Regions from separate parts of the Mus musculus genome. Here region 1 is linked to region 2. A link is a loop called in an ENCODE intact Hi-C map of the cell type or tissue named here. Cell type or tissue: heart. All regions are shown on one strand. Each heading gives the region's core, and the rest is flanking DNA. Links, peaks and the distances in the headings are about the cores only. Region 1 holds the start of Ptgfrn (prostaglandin F2 receptor negative regulator). Region 2 has its middle 52 kb from the start of Ptgfrn.

The links. A loop is a pair of places that touch in the nucleus more often than their neighbours do. Peaks named below come from ENCODE experiments on the same cell type or tissue, not always from the same donor. Only the 100,000 strongest peaks of a DNase experiment are listed, where the experiment ranks them.
Region 1: a loop joins it to region 2, with 3.0 times the contacts of the local background. A loop is called at or near these places in 2 of 42 quality-filtered maps.

The regions. Positions count from the first base shown.
Region 1 is chr3:101,106,230-101,114,557 of GRCm38, forward strand. It overlaps Ptgfrn (prostaglandin F2 receptor negative regulator), which reads right to left and starts at 3,937. Exons shown (of 9, transcript NM_011197.3): 1 at 3,863-3,937. The coding sequence starts at 3,911. Gm52612 reads left to right here and starts at 2,737. Exons shown (of 1, transcript XM_030252967.1): 1 at 2,737-5,511. The coding sequence starts at 3,681. The coding sequence ends at 4,322. In heart, for the core only: no CTCF peak of the experiment used is centred there; DNase peaks (open chromatin) are centred at 2,852, 3,562 and 4,172; H3K4me3 peaks cover 2,543 bases; H3K27ac peaks cover 3,172 bases.
Region 2 is chr3:101,158,151-101,166,478 of GRCm38, forward strand. No RefSeq gene overlaps it. Among named protein-coding and RNA genes, the nearest start is that of Ptgfrn, 52 kb to the left of the region's middle. In heart, for the core only: a CTCF peak has its summit at 5,053 (motif pointing left); a DNase peak (open chromatin) is centred at 4,021; H3K4me3 peaks cover 803 bases; H3K27ac peaks cover 4,429 bases.

The DNA of each region.
Region 1 (8,328 bases), core at 163-8,162, 52 kb before region 2:
AGCTACTGGTGCCCTGTATCTGCTAGGTGCACAGAGGCCTTACAGAAGCCACCAGAGAAGAACAAGGCTGAGGGTGAGGCTCAGTAGTAAAGTGTACAAGCTTCCAGTTCATTCCTTAGCACCACCAAAAAAAAAAAAAAAAAAAAAAAAAAAAAAAAAAAAAAAGACGAAGTTTATCTTGTGTCATGCATCCTCCATGAAACTCCTTGGTGTCTCCAAACCCCAAATCCATCCTTCTGTTTTCCACGGTAGTTGGCAGATGGCTGCCAGGTTTCGCTGTGTTCTCTAGCTTCCCTTGCAGCTAGTGTGACATGGAACTAAATTGTCTCCAATGGAATACACACAGAAATGATGTCACTTCCAGGCTTTGCCCATGAAGTACCCATTATAATATCCAAGCTGTCTCCCTCCTTTGTGGGGCTGGAAAAGTAAGGATGACAGATAAAGTGATCCTGAAAACCAGGATGGGCACCAACCTGGGACCAGAGGGCTGTGTGAAAGAAGGGCCTACCCAAACTCTCCCTCAGAAGCACTTCACTGTTGGGGGCACGGGGGAGGGGATGATCCTACTGTTTGAACCACTGCGCCAGAACTGTGCAATTAAGGCAGAACAGCCTACCTAATTAGCATAATACCCTTTTACAGCAATTGAATTTGAAAATATAGGTGTGATACTTTTGTCATTTAAAAGCGATCTTAGCAGATTTGCATTTTTAAAAAAGATGTAGAGAATCTATTAATGACTCTCATGGCTACCCACAAATAATAAAATAAGAAAAGGACATACCCATCTATATGTGCTCAGTTAGTCAAACACATCCTATGTATGAGAGTTGTACAGCCTAATATTAAGAGAATAGAGAGAGAGCAAGACCAATGGGGTCCTGCCTCTGGAGGACAATCAGGTAGGGATGTAAGACTTGGGAACAGGAGCCATGGACATAAGACAAAGGCTGCCTGGCCACCTATAAGGAGCCAAAAATTCACAATTCAGACCACTTCACACCTCCCCTAACACCCCCTACCTCACCAGTCATCTTTCTCTCCCCCTCCTCCCCCTCCTCCCAACTCATGGAACAACTCCGGTGCCATTTCTGAAGGAGCAGTGCACTTCACTCACCCACACTTTATGCTTTTCCCCAGAGCCCTGGGACGCTCGTCTATCCTTTCTTCCAAAATCCCAATTATTCTCAAGGCTCAGCTCATATGTCACCTCTTAGGTAAAAGCAACTCCAAACACCAAGTCAAAATGAACCCCTTCCTTCCCGCTTCCCCCCCAGTGCTGAGCTGGGGTCAAGAAATACACTGTTTTTACCACTGTCTACAACAGCCCAGTCAAGCACCCAGTGAGGTGCTATACCTTGGTCACTGCCAGCTGGGTCTGAGTGAGTCTGGCCCACTGGTCGGGGCTTAGTGAGAAAGCTTCAAGGAAAAGTGAGCCTCAGAGGCAGAGGGACTTAGACAGGGAAGAGAGGGGGCAGGCAGGCTAGAAGGCGCAACAGATTCCGTGAAGAGTAGCAAACAGGTGCTTAGAATGAAATCTCTAAAGCAGAAAGAGGAGAAAGCAAACACAAGAAAAGTCACAAGAGCTCAATGCACACTGGTGCGAACCCCGAAATCATCCATTAGGAAAATGGTGACCTTAGAGGAGAGCAGGAGAAAACCGGTCAGGGAGGAGTCAGAAGTTGTCTTCGTGAGGAGCCTCCAAGGCCTTGGCTACAACAGGGGAAACACAGTATGGGGGAGTGGGGTGTGGGGCTCGCTCAGAAGGATGGACACAGTCTGAACTTGTGCTTGGGAAAGCTACAAAACAAAGGGCTGGGGTTCAGGCGAAGCCCACAGAGGGGTTACCATACAAGTAGCAGTGACTTCACGATTCCATTCCGGCAGCAAGACCCAAGGGAAGACCATCTTGCCTATCAACACACTCCACTTCCAGGCTCAATGGATGTGGAAAATGATGCTACACTGGGAAGCTGCTTCAGAGGTCAGGCTGAAGCTGCACCTAGTGAGGTACCCAGGGGCAGAGTTTGTAGATGGCACATCAATGGTTCAGAGAATTGCTAGGTGAATCTGCACAGGGCAGTCACAGTCACATCCAAAAGTCTTTAAGTCTCATCAAGGTTGGATGCACGGGTATACCACCATGATTCATTCCCCAAGCTGTGCTTTCCCGACCCTGGGCTGCTGGCTGTGGTTTGTTTATTCACTTGGTCTGAGGGATGGAATCCAAAACCTGGCAAAGATAAACAAGCACAGAGCTACAACCCTAGGCCCCCAAGGGCATCCTTTTTAAACTTCTACCTCACGCTACCCTCTCAACTGGTACATCCACAGACTACACACTGACCACTCTAGGGAGAGTCAGTCACATAAACCACAAAGTGAGTAGCAGATGGGAGTGGTGCCCCAGGAATCTGTGCAACCATAGGCCATGGCCCTGCCTGACCCAGACGTATAAGCCAATTAAATGGTGGCGACTGTCCCCAGCAATATGCAACAAATACACAACTTGCAAAGACTGATGCCTGGCAGATCAGAAACCACAGAAGACTATTGGATGTTTTCTGTACATGGGTTGTGGCTGGAGAATTATGTCTAGGGGAGTTCTTAGAGGGAGTCATTTCCAGAAAACCCCTCGGAGGTGAAGTATCACAGTAGCAGCCAGAAAGGCTAGTTCACAGGCAGCCAGGACTCATGGGGAGCTGGGACAGTAAAGTCCTAATGCCAGCAGAAGGGGAGTGGTGGCAGGAGGTCCCCACGGGGATCCTCACACCATCAGAAGTGCAGTCATTTAGCCCCTGTGCAGCTGAGGCCAGGCTGGGATAGGCAACACACACCACGTGCTCTGGGAAAGCTTGAGATACATCGTCTGCAGGGGCTTGGAAGGGAACCCAGGGCTGGGTCTGGAATTCTGCTTGTCCTAGATGCCACTGGTCACAGGGAACCACGCATATAACCACACTTGGGGATCTGCCTTCCTGAACCAAGGCAGGCATTAAATAAATACATCAAGTGGCTGGTTAAGATCACCCTGTGTATCTATGTGAAGATGGTGTCTGTGTAAGGAGTGAATGGAAAATGGAGGGGGGGGGAGCCCAGGAAAGATTCCTTAGGTGGGTGAGGGGATACTGGGCCAAACCACTGAGAGACACCAAGGGTTTCCAGAGGGTAAAGGAGAAGGGGGCAGTAACGAGGGAAGTAACAGGTAGAAAAGTTGGAAAAGCTGGGCTCTCGGGTCTTTGTGTATAAATCCGAGCCTAGCTAGCTTCAGGAGACGCTGGAAGGCAACACTGAGGCAGATTTGGCTAGATGGCAGGGATGGTACAAGACTGTCACAGTAACGCTGGGCTACCCAGTGACCTTCGTGGAAGGAAGTTGGATTCTCTTGCTTCCCTGGAAAAGCAACTCAGCATGGGCTAGCGAATGAAGAGCGATCCCGACCGGCCTCGGCTATGGCGGGACACAGCAAAGGCTCACATTTCCGCCCAGCCGGGTACGCGGGCCGGGGCCGCCCGCACCTTCCGGGGCCGGGAGTTCAAGGTGAGCCCGGCTCACGGTGGCCAACAGGTAGAGAGCGCTGTGGGAGAACCGGCCACGAGCCACTCCCCCGGCACACGTGAGGACCCGGCTCGGTCAGGCCGGGCGGCTCCGGCTACTGGGAGCGCGGGCCCAGGAGGATGTGCACCGGGCTCAGATCGGCCCCACATCGCTCCCCGCCCGGCCGGCGGCCCGGCGCTCCGGATCCCGGTCTCCCGGGAGCCGCCCCGGGCGCCCCGGGTGCCCCAGGCCCCGAGCGGCAGCCGCGCCCCCCCGGGACCCAGCGCCCCACCGCGCCCCGCCGCGCCCCACGCGCACTCACCCAGCGACAGGAGCGCCAGCAGCAGCGGCCTCGGCGCCGGGCGCCCCATGCTCGGCCGGCGGGAGCGACTCTCCGCCTCCTCCTCCTTCCCCGCCGCCGCTCCTCCTCCTCCTCCTCCAGCTCCGGCTGCTCCAGAGTCGGCTGCTCCGCCGGGCCGCGCGCCTGCTCCGCTCTCCCCGCTGGCCGAGCGAGCCCAGCGCCGGCGCGGACGTGCGCACCTGGCTCGTCGCGGCCCTCCTCCTCCTCCTCTCCCGCCCTCCGCCAGCCGCCGGGCCCCGGAGCCGGCCTCGCCGATCCCAGGGCGCAGCAACCCGGACCGCCTCCCGAAAGCAAAAGGGAAGAGCCGTGGCGTCCGCCCGCCCGCGCCTCCCACCCGGCGCTTTGCCAGCAACAAACACAAACTTTCCCAAGCCCCTCCCCGCTCCAGGTAACGGAGGAGGCGCTGGGGCCACCCGCTTAAAGGGGAGGAGACGCCCGAGCCCACTCAGCCTTCCCCTCGGGCCCCCAGCCCTCGAAAAACTTTCCTCCGACCTTTAAAAGTTGGCCTGGAAGACTTGTCTGGAAACCTCATCTTTTGGGCCCTATCCCGGGACGCCCGGCATTCCTTCGCGGTGGAATCCCCACGAGTGTCTCGCAGCCAGCAACCCACACGTACACCCTCTGGTCTCCAGCTAAGCATGCCACCAGCCACCTGCTTAGCCCTTGCTAAAAATAATTACACAGATAGGAATGAAAGAGCTTCAAAGGCAGTGAATTCCCACCCCCTCATGGTCCAGAGGCCTGATGTGCTTGGGAGAGTTGGCAAGGGACTCTCAGCCAAGCATCAAATTCAACAAGGCTCTCTAACCCACCACCCTGTAGTTGGGTGGGCCTGCCTCCTTCCTGGCCCACCTCCCTCCTCTCCAGGGTCCCTGTGGTACTAATTAGAACAACTTCCAACTAAGGTACCCATAAAAGAAAAGAAAAAAAAGAAAAGAAAAGAAAAGAAAACCCACACCATCTATTATTAGCCGTAGTGCTTCAAATGGTATGTCTGCCGCCTGAGACTATATTCATTGCTTTAAGTGGACACAACTGGGTTTCCATTAAAGACTCTTTTTCCTCCCACAATAGAGTTTTGTGCTTTGGATTTGAATACAAAAGACTCCACAGCTCTGGGGGGAAAATCAGCGTTCCTTGTTTAAAACGTCCCAAGGATGAATCAGACATTCAGAAAGGCTCACTGGTATCCAGTGACCCCCTCCGTCGCCCGGGCCTTTCATTAATATATGTAAAACAAATCACAGATGTTCCTGGGGAAACTGCCTTCTCTGGTGCAGAACATTAAGCTTGTTCTGATTTCCACAAGCGTTTCTCGTTTCTGCCAACTGACATGCGACTGACTGGCCAGGTGTGAACCCTTCCGAAAGAGACTCCTAAAATTGTATTCCCAGCCAGGCGTGGTGACCTCCACTGCACTCTGTAGGTAGAGGCAGGATGGGCTCAAGGTCATCCGTCCCTGGCTTCAAACAGAGATCAAGGCCGGCTTGGGCTACAGGAGACCCTGTTTCAAAAGACCAAAATAAACAAATTCCTGGTGGTTCAACAATGGAGGTTTACTTACTGTCACAAAGTGGTAACAATTAAACAGAGATAAAATGGTATGGTAACTTTGGTGTTGAGTATATTTCCCCCTCAATATTTTTTTTCTTTTAATTTCTGTCTTGCCACCAAGCCTTTCCCAGAGTTTCCCCCACCCCTATCCATGTTCCTGTTGTTCTTTTTCCCAGAATTTCTGTAGGAAGGTCAATTTTCTTTTGTTTCTTTCCATTCTATCAAGCCTGAATATGAGCCTCATGTTAAGTTTTGAAATATGCTGGAACTACGGGAAAACGTAAGGCCTGGCTCTTCCAGCAGCTCAGCCTTCAGCTCATCAATCTTTCCGGGTTCTGACCACCCAGAATGCTTAACGTCTGGCCTGCACATTTTGGCACTTGATCACAGTCAGCTCAGCACACTATGTATACTGCTTCCACCTCTGCCTAATAACTGGAGGATCTAAGAGGCGGACACATTGTCAACTTGCATCCCCTCCTCACTGGAGAGGAGTTCTGTGCCCTTTGTTTAACAGACAAAAATCTGGACCTTGGAAAGCCTTCCACATGCAGTCAGAGAAGAGACTCTGAGCTAGACCCTGGAACTGCAGCCCTGGTGAGTCAGTTGCTGCCAGTGCCCATAGCCTACAGGGTAATTTAGTGGGTGTGGCAGCAAGTGCAAAGTCCAGTCACGACCCACCCAGGAAGCAGTCAGTACTGGAGACGTTTTTCACTGCCTTCCCCAAAGCTTAACTGTATAGTAAGTCAGGCAGTCCAGGAACTCACTAGATGGAACCTACATGGAGGGACTTACAGTAAGTGTACACATAACATGATGGAAGGGGGAGGGGAATCATTCTCTCCTCCCATCTCAGCACCCAAGTATTATTAAACTAATGGGACATTTTATAATCACGGTAATAACTGTGGTGAGCAACTGAACTGGTAGGAATAAATGAGACTATCCAGGCAAGGCAAGTGCAAAGAAGGCTTAAGTGGATCCAGGCTGTCAGCTGACTGATTGGCAACCAGTCAGCTGTTATCATGAGAATCCACAATGAGCCACTGATGTAGCAGAAAATAAGCACAAATTAATGACAGCAGGCACTTGGTCCTATTACCATCCCTTGCGCTTACTACCAATAGATACAATGTTTCCGACTAGGAAGCACCGCACCTGCCACAGAGGCCCACAGTAGCTCCATTCATCTTCGTGGGACAGGCATTTATTTGCCAGTGAGTAACTTTCTACACAAGTAACCCTCTTGCCCCAACCTGTGGTTCTGTTTGGTTCCTGTACAGGTTTGCCAGAGGCAACAAGACTCACTTTCTAGTAATCCTAATTAACCCTCCCCCACCCTCAAGGTGGATGAACCCAACTTGGGTTTCACTCAGCGACCATCAAGGGCACCAGTCCCAACCACCCTTTAACCACCTGATAATAAACATCTGTTTGCAGCCATGGCCTTTGAATAGCCTACAAAGGTCCTCACATTCCCTCATCTGAAACAGGTTTTCCTACTGAAATTCAGCAAAACAAAACAAAACAAAAACACTGTGTGGTTTCACTTTGAGAATGAAAGTCTTAAAATGTTCCCAAATAAATGAGTTAACCAATTTTTCTTAAGACTCATCCAGATGTGGTAGGTTTACCCTGTTCCTGCCAACAGCCTATACATGGCCTCCAAATGACTCTGACCTCCATGGTAGTAGGTATTTGGGAAAATGGTGTATTCTATCAAAACATTTTATCCCAGTAATTGCTTTCATTCAAAACTTTCTTCTGCGCCTGGAGGTAACATTCCCATGGAAATTAAGGGATTACTAACCTAAGAGAAATGTAAAGATTGGGGACATTGCTTAGAGGTAAGATATTTGCCTACGCTCATTCTTCAGCAACAGAAAGATGGTGGGAGGGAAGGAGGGAAAGAGAAGGGGGGAAGCATAAATGGTAGAATTAGAAAATGGAATTAGAGTTTTAAAAACAGAGCGAATGATGGAGAAGGAAAGCCCACGTCTTGAAGAGTGAGAGTTGGTGATTCTGTAAGCTCTGGTAAGCTGTGGCTGCCCTTCTGACAGACAAAGGGGGTGAAGCAGTTGGCTCGAGGCCTGCTCATGCTTTGTGATACCCCTCTGTTCCCCCACACTACCAATTCTTATCCTTTCTGCTGCCCTAAAAGATCAAGGTGGGAAATGTTAAAGATGATGTTCCTAGGGACTCAAGCTGCCCCAAGGCCACCTCCGTGGAACCAAAAGTATCCCAAAAGTACTGACTGCCCACAAGGCGTCCACATCTACAGGGTGAAGTAAGAATGGAGGAGGAAGTCCTGCCATAAAAGCAATCTAAAAATGTAAGCCCTGGTGTGAAGTCCCTGGGGCTCTGGCCCTGGAGGGGCTCCTCTTGCAGCAATGGAGAAGAGAGAAAAGAAAGGAGGGAGGGAGAGAGGGAGGGAGAAAAGAGGGAGAAAAGGAGGGTGGAGGAGAAAGGAAGGAAAGACAGTAGAAAGATGGAGGGAGAGAGGAAGGGATAGCTAGTTTGTACCCAAGGCTATCCCCTTCTGGCCCTCCTCTTGCCCTCATATCTAGACAAAGCCAGGCAGAGAGCTATTTCATCTCTTAGGACAGCCTTTGTGCACATAAATGTAAGAGGCATGTGGAGGCACGGGAAGGGTGGGGTGTGCTCTTTCTTCTCTTTCCTTCATCTGTTCCTACTAACTCTCTGGATCCGTCATCAAGAGTGGATGTGGCACCTCAGTCCCAAGCACAAAGGCTTTCCAGTGATACTTATAAACCAGACAACAATGACTGTAGAGTCACAGGCTAAAAGACAGGGTCTCCGCTAAAATCTGATTTTCAAGCAATCAAACCAAACCTTTTTAATAATATGCCCTA
Region 2 (8,328 bases), core at 285-8,284:
TTATGCCACCTCTAGATGTGAGTTTACATGTGTTACCTTGTGTCATGTCTAGATGTGAGTTCATGTGTGCTACCACCTTGTGCCATGTCTAGAAGTGAGTTCACATGTGCCACCTTGTGTCACATCTAGAAGATGACATGTCGTAGTGTTCTTCACCATCTGCCAGCTCTTACATCTCCCTCTGGCCCCTTCCAGGATGTTTCCTGAGTCTTGGGGAAGGGGGTGGTGGTAATATGCTCCATTAGGACTGAGCACTCAATAGCTGCTTAAAGGCATTTGTTTGCAACATTCAACCACTAAGAAGTTTCTCTAATCAAGGCTGAGGGTATCACTAACATAGTATGTTATAACACAGTATAAACATTAATATTGAGAAGGGAGAAAGGCAGCTAACAACATGCCCATTTGGAAAAGCAACACTAGGGCCTCCAACCTCCTAGCCATGGACTTTTGACCAGGTTAAGGTATTAGGCATGAATTCCCCCCCGCTGTGATGCAGTCCTCGCATCTACCCAGAATGTGGTTGGTTACCTTCAGAACAGCTGTGCCGCTATGTTGCCAGTAGGTACATTTCGTCTAGCAGGTCAGTATTATAGCATGCTTGGTCCTCCCCTGGGGTAAGCCCACTGATGCCTTTGCTTCCTCAGTGGCCTGCATGGCACCTTCTGGTTCTTTGAAAGCTAGCTAAAAGGAGGTTAATTTTCCAAGAGGGACTTACCATCTAGTTCTGGTTGCCAAGCACGAACAATAGCGGTAGCCTCTATTGTTTTGGGAGCCTCTGGGATCTTTCTGACCAATAACTCATAGGGAGATATCCATTCCTAGCACCGTGCTCTTTGTCTAATGAATCACGTCTTGTGGGAGTAGCATTATGTACTTATGCAGGCTACCACATACTTTAAAAAAAAGTTATATTTCTAAAATTAGCTTACAAAGTAAGTGGGTTTCCATAAGGCTTTCCATATATCCTTAGTTTTGATCAATTTTCCCACACCCTCTTCTTTTCCCCATCTCCCTGACAACATCCCCACTTAGACTTTCCCATTCCCAGAATCCTTGCCTCTTTCTTCATGGAAAAAAAAGAAAAAACAAGCCTGAAGAAGTAGATAGCCAGTTCAGAGGATGCTGCCCCAAGGAGGGCTGGAAGCATTCCCAGTGGTGCTGGAGACTTGCTACACACAAAGAGATTCACACCACAAGGTAGGCACAAAAGTAGAGAGGGAAAAGCTCGTTGGAGGACACCTGCTATTGAATTAAAGTTGGAGCTACTAGTGTGAATAATGAGATAGACAGACAGACAGACTGCCCCTTCATTATACTCTAAGCCCAAATTAAAAAAAAATGCAGTCAAATGCTGTAAAGAACTTTCCTCAGAATGATGATTACAATATCAAAAGGGTCTTCTCCTGGAAAAATCTGAAAAAATCAGAAGGCCAAAATAACAGTAAAGATCCATTGGTAAAATATAGATCTATACACCCACACAGATACAATGCTATAAATGAACAAAAACATGCAAAGATTATTTCTCACACCACAAAGTTTACTAACAAATATAGGACAGATAACAGTAGGAGAAAACTACTCCACAGGAGACATCAGTGCAGTACCTTAGGCAAGGATTATTGGTAGAAGATAGTGACTATGGGGTCATGTGGTTGAGGCCATGTGGGAGGGCATGGGACCCCAATCCCCTCACTCGATCTCCATCTTTCAGAACTGTGCCTTTGTCATCTGTACAGCTGACCTGGTCCACAGTCCTGCCTGTCTCCCAGGCTGATTCTGTCACTCATGAGCCCTGTTATTTCGACCTTGAATTTTACAGGTTTCTTAAACTGCTCCCTAACGGTAAGCCCAACACTACAGCATCTTCTGATGGAACGTTGATATAATAACAGATTGTTCAAGGAGCCCCTGCCTATGCTTGGTAATTGATTTAGTCAGGGTTTCTATTGCTGTGATGAAACACCATGACCAAAAAGCAAGTTAGGGAGGAAAGAGTTTATTTAACGTACACTTCCACTGCACCGTTCATCATTGAAGGAAGTCAGATGGGAACTCAAGTAGGGCAGAATCCTGGAAGCAGGAGGTGATGCAGAGGCCATGGAGGGGTGTTGCTTACCGGCTTGCTTTCCTTGGCTTGCTTTCTTATAGAACCAAGGATCACCAACCCAGGGATGGCATCACCCACAATAGGCTGGGCTCTCCCCTATTGATCACTGACAACATGTCTTACAGCTGGATCCATGGTGGCATTTCCTTTCGGATGATGACTCTCCTGTCAAGTTGATACAAAACCAGCCAGTATAGTAATCTATCGAGTGTTCACTCATTGATTGACTCCCGGGAACAATGCTTTCAGGAAGAGCAATTCTTAGCCACACTCCTGCGGTGAGACCACTGGAGGTCCTAAGACAGTATATAACACAAACTTGACGGAAGGAGATGACTTATAAATGCTCACAGTGTGACACAAGGACATGTGTCTTCAGGAGAGATTACTGGCCCCAGAGTATATATCTGTACTTAACGGAACAGCCTGATGTAGATGGAGGGGGCCTCCCATAGCCCCCCAAACACAGAGTCGAAGCAACAGAGAGTGGCTACTACAGATCCACTTATCTATGGCACTTTCCTGCCAGTGACATTTATTCCCCGGCCAATTCTCTGCTGCTGTCAACTGAAGGAGTGAGTGAATGTGGTGACTCCTGGAAGGAGCCGGGGAGAGAAGCCAGCCAGGTGCAGGCAGGAAGGGGATATTAGTCTGCAGAGTTTAAAAATAATAACAAAACCAACTAAAAGCCATCTGGTTTATATAATCACCACAGTCATGGCGGTTCTGAACAGTTGGCAACAAACGTAGCCAAAGGCTGGTCTTCGATCTTCTAAAAAAAAATGCCATTTGTTGGAAGAGATCCATAGGACCGAGTTGTGACTTTTTTGCAATTCTAGAATAATCAAGTCTTTGGGCTATAATAGATGCTCAAACACTAAACCGAAACCAAGTGAATATAGGTGTGTGTAGTCCTTTTTTCACTCTATGCTAGAACTCCCCCAGAACCCTACCTTAAAAAAAAAGTCAGGAAGATTCACACAAAGACCCTTCACTAAAACATGCATGAGAACTGAGCTAACACCACGACCCAAGAAGGTAGGCAAAATCAGAGTCCTGTCAGGATGACTCAGAGAACTGCATCCATCACTTACCATGTACTGGGAGGGGCCGCCAGGCCCACTGCCTAGAGATTTTATTCATATATTTTATTCTCCTTTCTTGGAAAACCTACAAAAATCACCTCGTAACTCAGGATATTAGAGAATCCATTAGTTCTGGGGTTAAGATCCTAAGGGAAACTAAATACTAACAAATACTCCTGTTGACTGACACCCTCAGACACTCAAATTGCTTAAACCAGCTCCTAATTGGGAACAGCTGGCAGAAGAGAGCAAAGCCTGTGGCCAGACCTGGAATCTGGTTGCAAATCTGGTCCCTAGAAAGAAACCAGTCTCCATTAAGGGTTAAAATGTGGGAGGTCAAGAGAGCGGTCCTCTGGTCCTCCGGAGCAGCAATGGAGGGTGGCTAAGTGAACCGGAGAACAAAGAGCGTTCACATCCCAGCTGTAGCCCCTTGCTCAGCCTGGGACTGAGACTGAGAAGCGACTGAGTGGACGGGGAGGGGCCTGAGCGGCAGCAGGATCTCACTAGACATTATCTTTCCAGAGCTGGGATCACTAATCCTGATGTGTCCAGCCAAATAACTTTCCCCGGAGTTATTCCCGCTCCGCTAGGAAGCGCAGATCTCCAAACCTATAGGGTGGAGGGAGGCTACCGATTTTAACCTGGCCTGTGTCATCCAGTGTCCCTCCAGATTCACAGTGTCCTGCACTCTGCTAAGCCGCCCAGCCTCTGGGCTGTGTGCCCTGACCCTGCTGTGGTCTGAGCCAGAGCCATAGCTCTGCTCTTGGAAAGCTGTGCGCAAGGCCCGCCCTCTAGGCCTTGGCATTGGGTCTGAAGCCCAGACTGGGAACGGGAGAAGCCAAGGAAAGGTCTCAGGTGTGTAGACCATCCCGCCGCAGAGTCAACTGTCAGCGGTGGTCATTAGTGACTGGTGAGCTGGATGCTGGTGGCAGTCCCACTGGGTAGTTTTCAATGGTGTGACCTTGGCTCTGCACTTTGGTGCCAAATCCTTTGGTTCGTGCCTGTTCACCGAGCCAAATTTCCCAGGCTTCCTGGCGATTCTGTGAACTACTTGAGTGCTCTCCAATAATTTTTCCTTTTTTTTTTTCTACCTAAGAGTCGATTTGTAATGTTGGAAATCAAGAACCCTGCCTGGTACAGCATCTGTCCCTGCAAGACTCAGGAAACCAGGGACATGCGGGCTGGTGTGTGTGTGTGTGTGTGTGCGTGTGTGTGTGTGAGAGAGAGAGAGAGAGAGAGAGAGAGAGAGAGAGAGAGAGAACAGGAGAAGCAGAGTGACAGAACTAGACATCTGGAAAGGAAAGGCAGTATGGAAATTCAGGGAGAGGGAGGGAAGGGAAGGGGAAAGGCTAGAAGGGTTGGCGGGTGAGGGACAGCAGCCAGGAAGGGGTCGTGCACGTTGTTAATGCTTGTAATAAGAGCCTTAGAGGAAACTGCCCCAGTGGCCTCCCTAAGGTATTTTTGCATTGCTATTTCTGTCAGACAACGTGGTTTAAATTGTTTCTCGGCACTGTTTTAGGAACAACAGTTCCTTGATTCAGTCTTGCTTCTGGAGATGAACCCGGGCGTTGGCTTTAACATTATACATTGATCAAGCATGCAGCGTGCCGGGGAGTGTACAGATATATGGGCATGCATATGCATGGCGTGCTATAGTATGATAAATACATGCATGAGAAAAATCAGGTCTGGGGCTAGTTATGTGGGAGGGGAACCTTTATGTAGCACGCTTATTTAATATCTCAAAGGGGAAACATTACTTATTATGCCATATCAGCGTATCATTCGTCTTATGGGTAGACAGAATGAAGAATCTTCGACAATTAATAGAAATTGCAGGAAAAATTATGATTAACTGCCATCTGCTGGCTTCTGTGTATTTTATTTTCATGCAGCTTCTAGCCTGCCCTCGTAATTATCGGTGTCTGTCTTTCCCGTCCTTAACTGGTTCTGTTAACCAGTGCTGCCCTTGTGGGTACGGGGTGGGGCGGAGGGTGTACGTGCAAGAGGATGAAGCTAACTCAAATACACCAATCCGTCTTCTTCTAAGTTCCAATTTGAGAGAGCAGGCTACAGCTTATTTTAGAATTCTGTTTTCGTAGCAGATTGAGCAAGCAGTGTATGCTTAGCGAGTGTATAGTAGGGGGCAGGCAGTGCTTTGAAAGTGACTTCTCTCTCTCATCCTCTCATCTCTGAGGACCATAGGGTTTGCATCTCAAAAGCTCTGTCCGGCTTCTGGCAGGTGAGGCCTTTCAGAGTCTCATTCAGATGACATTGTAGCCAGGGAGAGCCTGTTGCAGCGCCAAACCTGATGGGGAAGGGAAGCAGATTCCAGCAGAGCGTATTTGACCCTTTGCCCCAAAGCCCCTACTAGAAGTGCTCAGCAGGAAATAGATCTTCTCTGTTAGTAAATGAGGGTGACTTTTGTTTACGCGGTGAGTCCAGGCATAGGCCATCCCCCCATCACTCCCCAAGTAGACCAGAGAGTTGGTGATTTATCTGGGTGACTCACACTCCACGTCTGGTTTGAACTAATCAGATTGATGTTCCAGAGTTTCCAAGTCAGTACAAGTCATTGTGGTTGGCCATTACAACTTTAAAAATGTATCTATTTGTGTGGGGGTGGAATTTGTACACAGTATGCCTAGGTGTGGAGGCCAAAAGTAACAATGCTGGCTTGGAGCTGCTACAGGCTCTGAGGCTACAGTGTCTGAATGAGACATGGAATACCTCACCTGTCAGAAGCCAGACAGAGCATTTGAGATGCAAACACTATTGGTCCTTTTGGTGTGGGTGGGAGTAGGGTTAGGATTTCCCCCTGAGCCTGAGGCTCAGCAGTTCAGCAGTAGGCTGGCTGGCCAGTGAGCTTTAGGATCCATTTGTCTCCATCCTGCTCCGGCCCCCACCCCTTTTGTTCTGGGGTTAAGGACACAAAGCCACCATAAGGCTTTTACGTGGGTGCTAGGGATCCAGACTTAGGTCCTGATGCTTGCACACAAGTCAGCTTGTCACCGGAGCCATCACCCACCAGAGTGACCACATTTTTAGTATTTTGGTATATTTACGTATTTGAAATCAGTCTAAGAATGTCAACCACGCCTAACGTCAACTGTGCATACCTTATCATTTAATGTTATGTTTGAGACGTAAAAACATACATAATGTGTTTGTGTTATAAAGTAAAATAATAGAATCAAAGGAGCTATGTCAGGTCCCGTACATTTATTCGATTCAGATTAGAGCCAGGATGTCACCAGTGCTGGCTCACTCAATGGCCAGAATGCTGTATGTGCGTTCACATCATTTCTCACACTCTGGATAGGTGCTGTCCTTCCCACTATACAGATTGGTAAACTGAGGCACATTAAAACATCAGTCTCACACAGATGTAGTGAGTGTTCCTTAACAGTTCTCAACAGCACCCTTTCTCTTGTCTTGATGGAAACAAGGCTGGCACCTAGTCCCAAAACCATTACCATGGTGGGCCATGTGACGTACTCTCCCTGTGGACATCTGAAAGTATCACTCCCGGGCAGAGGAGTCAAATATTCCTGGAGGTTGCTATGACTCCCCTGGCCTGGCAGACTGCTGGTGCTCGCCTCATGTCCTGACAGCAGTGGCTTTCTTCTACAGTGACCTCCAACTTTTGACTCAAGGGGCCAAGGTAGGCAAGCAATGTCAGGGAGTGGCTATCTCTGGGAGTGGCTTTGCTGATAACATTCCACCATTTTTTGGTCCTGCGGGTGGGAAAACGTGCTCCTGTGCTTCAGTTAATTCCAGCCTGCCCTGTCTGCTCCCTCTCTGCTTGCTTCCCTTTCTTCTGTCCTCACCATCTTTCAGCTGTGATAAAAAACTGCCCTGAGAGCAAAGGGTTTCTTAGGTTATAGCCCATCATTGAGGGACACCGGGGCAGGGGTTCAAGCAGGAGGTAGGAGCTAAAGTAGAGGCCACAAAAAAACGCAGCTGTTGCAAAATAGAGTTCACCCTCCATTCAGGTTCTTCCCTCAAGACACATGGCCGCCCCAGGGTCTGAGAGTGTTGTCCACTGAGGTCTTCAGCTGTCAGTCTCTGAAAGTCAGCCTCAGCTGTAGAGGGTGGGGCCTAATCATCTTGGCCTCACTCAGGGTGGCTCTGACGGAATGTCCAAGCTCCAGGGACCCAGAGGTAAGGCCGAGGCTGTTGCTGGGTCTGCACTGCGGAGAGTCTCCCTCTGTACAATCGTTTTCCTCAGGGATGTTGATCCCAAGGGTACCCCAGGGGATCTACATAACTAATGTGCCATGTGTTTGTTTTGTGTGTGTGTGTGTGTGTGTTCTGACAAGTTCCTAGGTGGGAGCATTACAGAATCTGCCCTTGAGGGAATCTCAGTCTGCCACACTTCGTTAGTGGGGGTCCCTAAACACTGTGTAGAGCAGGGTCCACATCACCACATGTCCCCTGAGGGAATCTGACCCCAGCTTTGTCAGGTCAAGGCTGTTTCAGGGTTCATATGTCAGGCACTATAAATTTAAACTTGTCTCAAACACCCACATTCTTTCTAAGGATCAATCTATTTCCTGGAAAGTATTATTTGTCTTCTGTCCTTGGCTAGGTTAGGGCACAAAGCAAAACAAAGCCTCTCCGAGTGTAGTGCTGGTATCTGCTCAATACCTCGTAGCACAAGAGACTAGAAGCTTCAGATGTAGCCTGAGAAAAAGCTCTCTCTCGCTCTCTCTCTCTCTCTCTCTTTCTCTCTCTCTCTCTCTCTTCTCTAACCTTCTCCCACCCTTCTGTCATCTCCCTCATAGATCCCAGAATTCCCCTTACCCAGGGTGTGCCATCGAGACTCCAACCTCTCTCTCCCAAAGCCACCCAACAAGGCCACTCTCTCCCTCCTTCTCCTCTGAAGGCCTCACACCAGGGGGTCCAGTCTAATCTTAGGGAGAAAGGCAGGCTGTACAGGGAGGCTTCACTGGGTGTCCCTCTGTCTTTTACATTGGGCCACACCTTTTGGGTGATCCATTTGTTCATGGCTGTCTCTTCTTCATTAAAGAAGCAGAAAGACTTTTCCTTGGGGTTCGAGTCTTCACTCGTAAAGGTTCTTCCATGAAATAAAGCTTTGGTTAGATACACTGATCATGGCTTCCATGT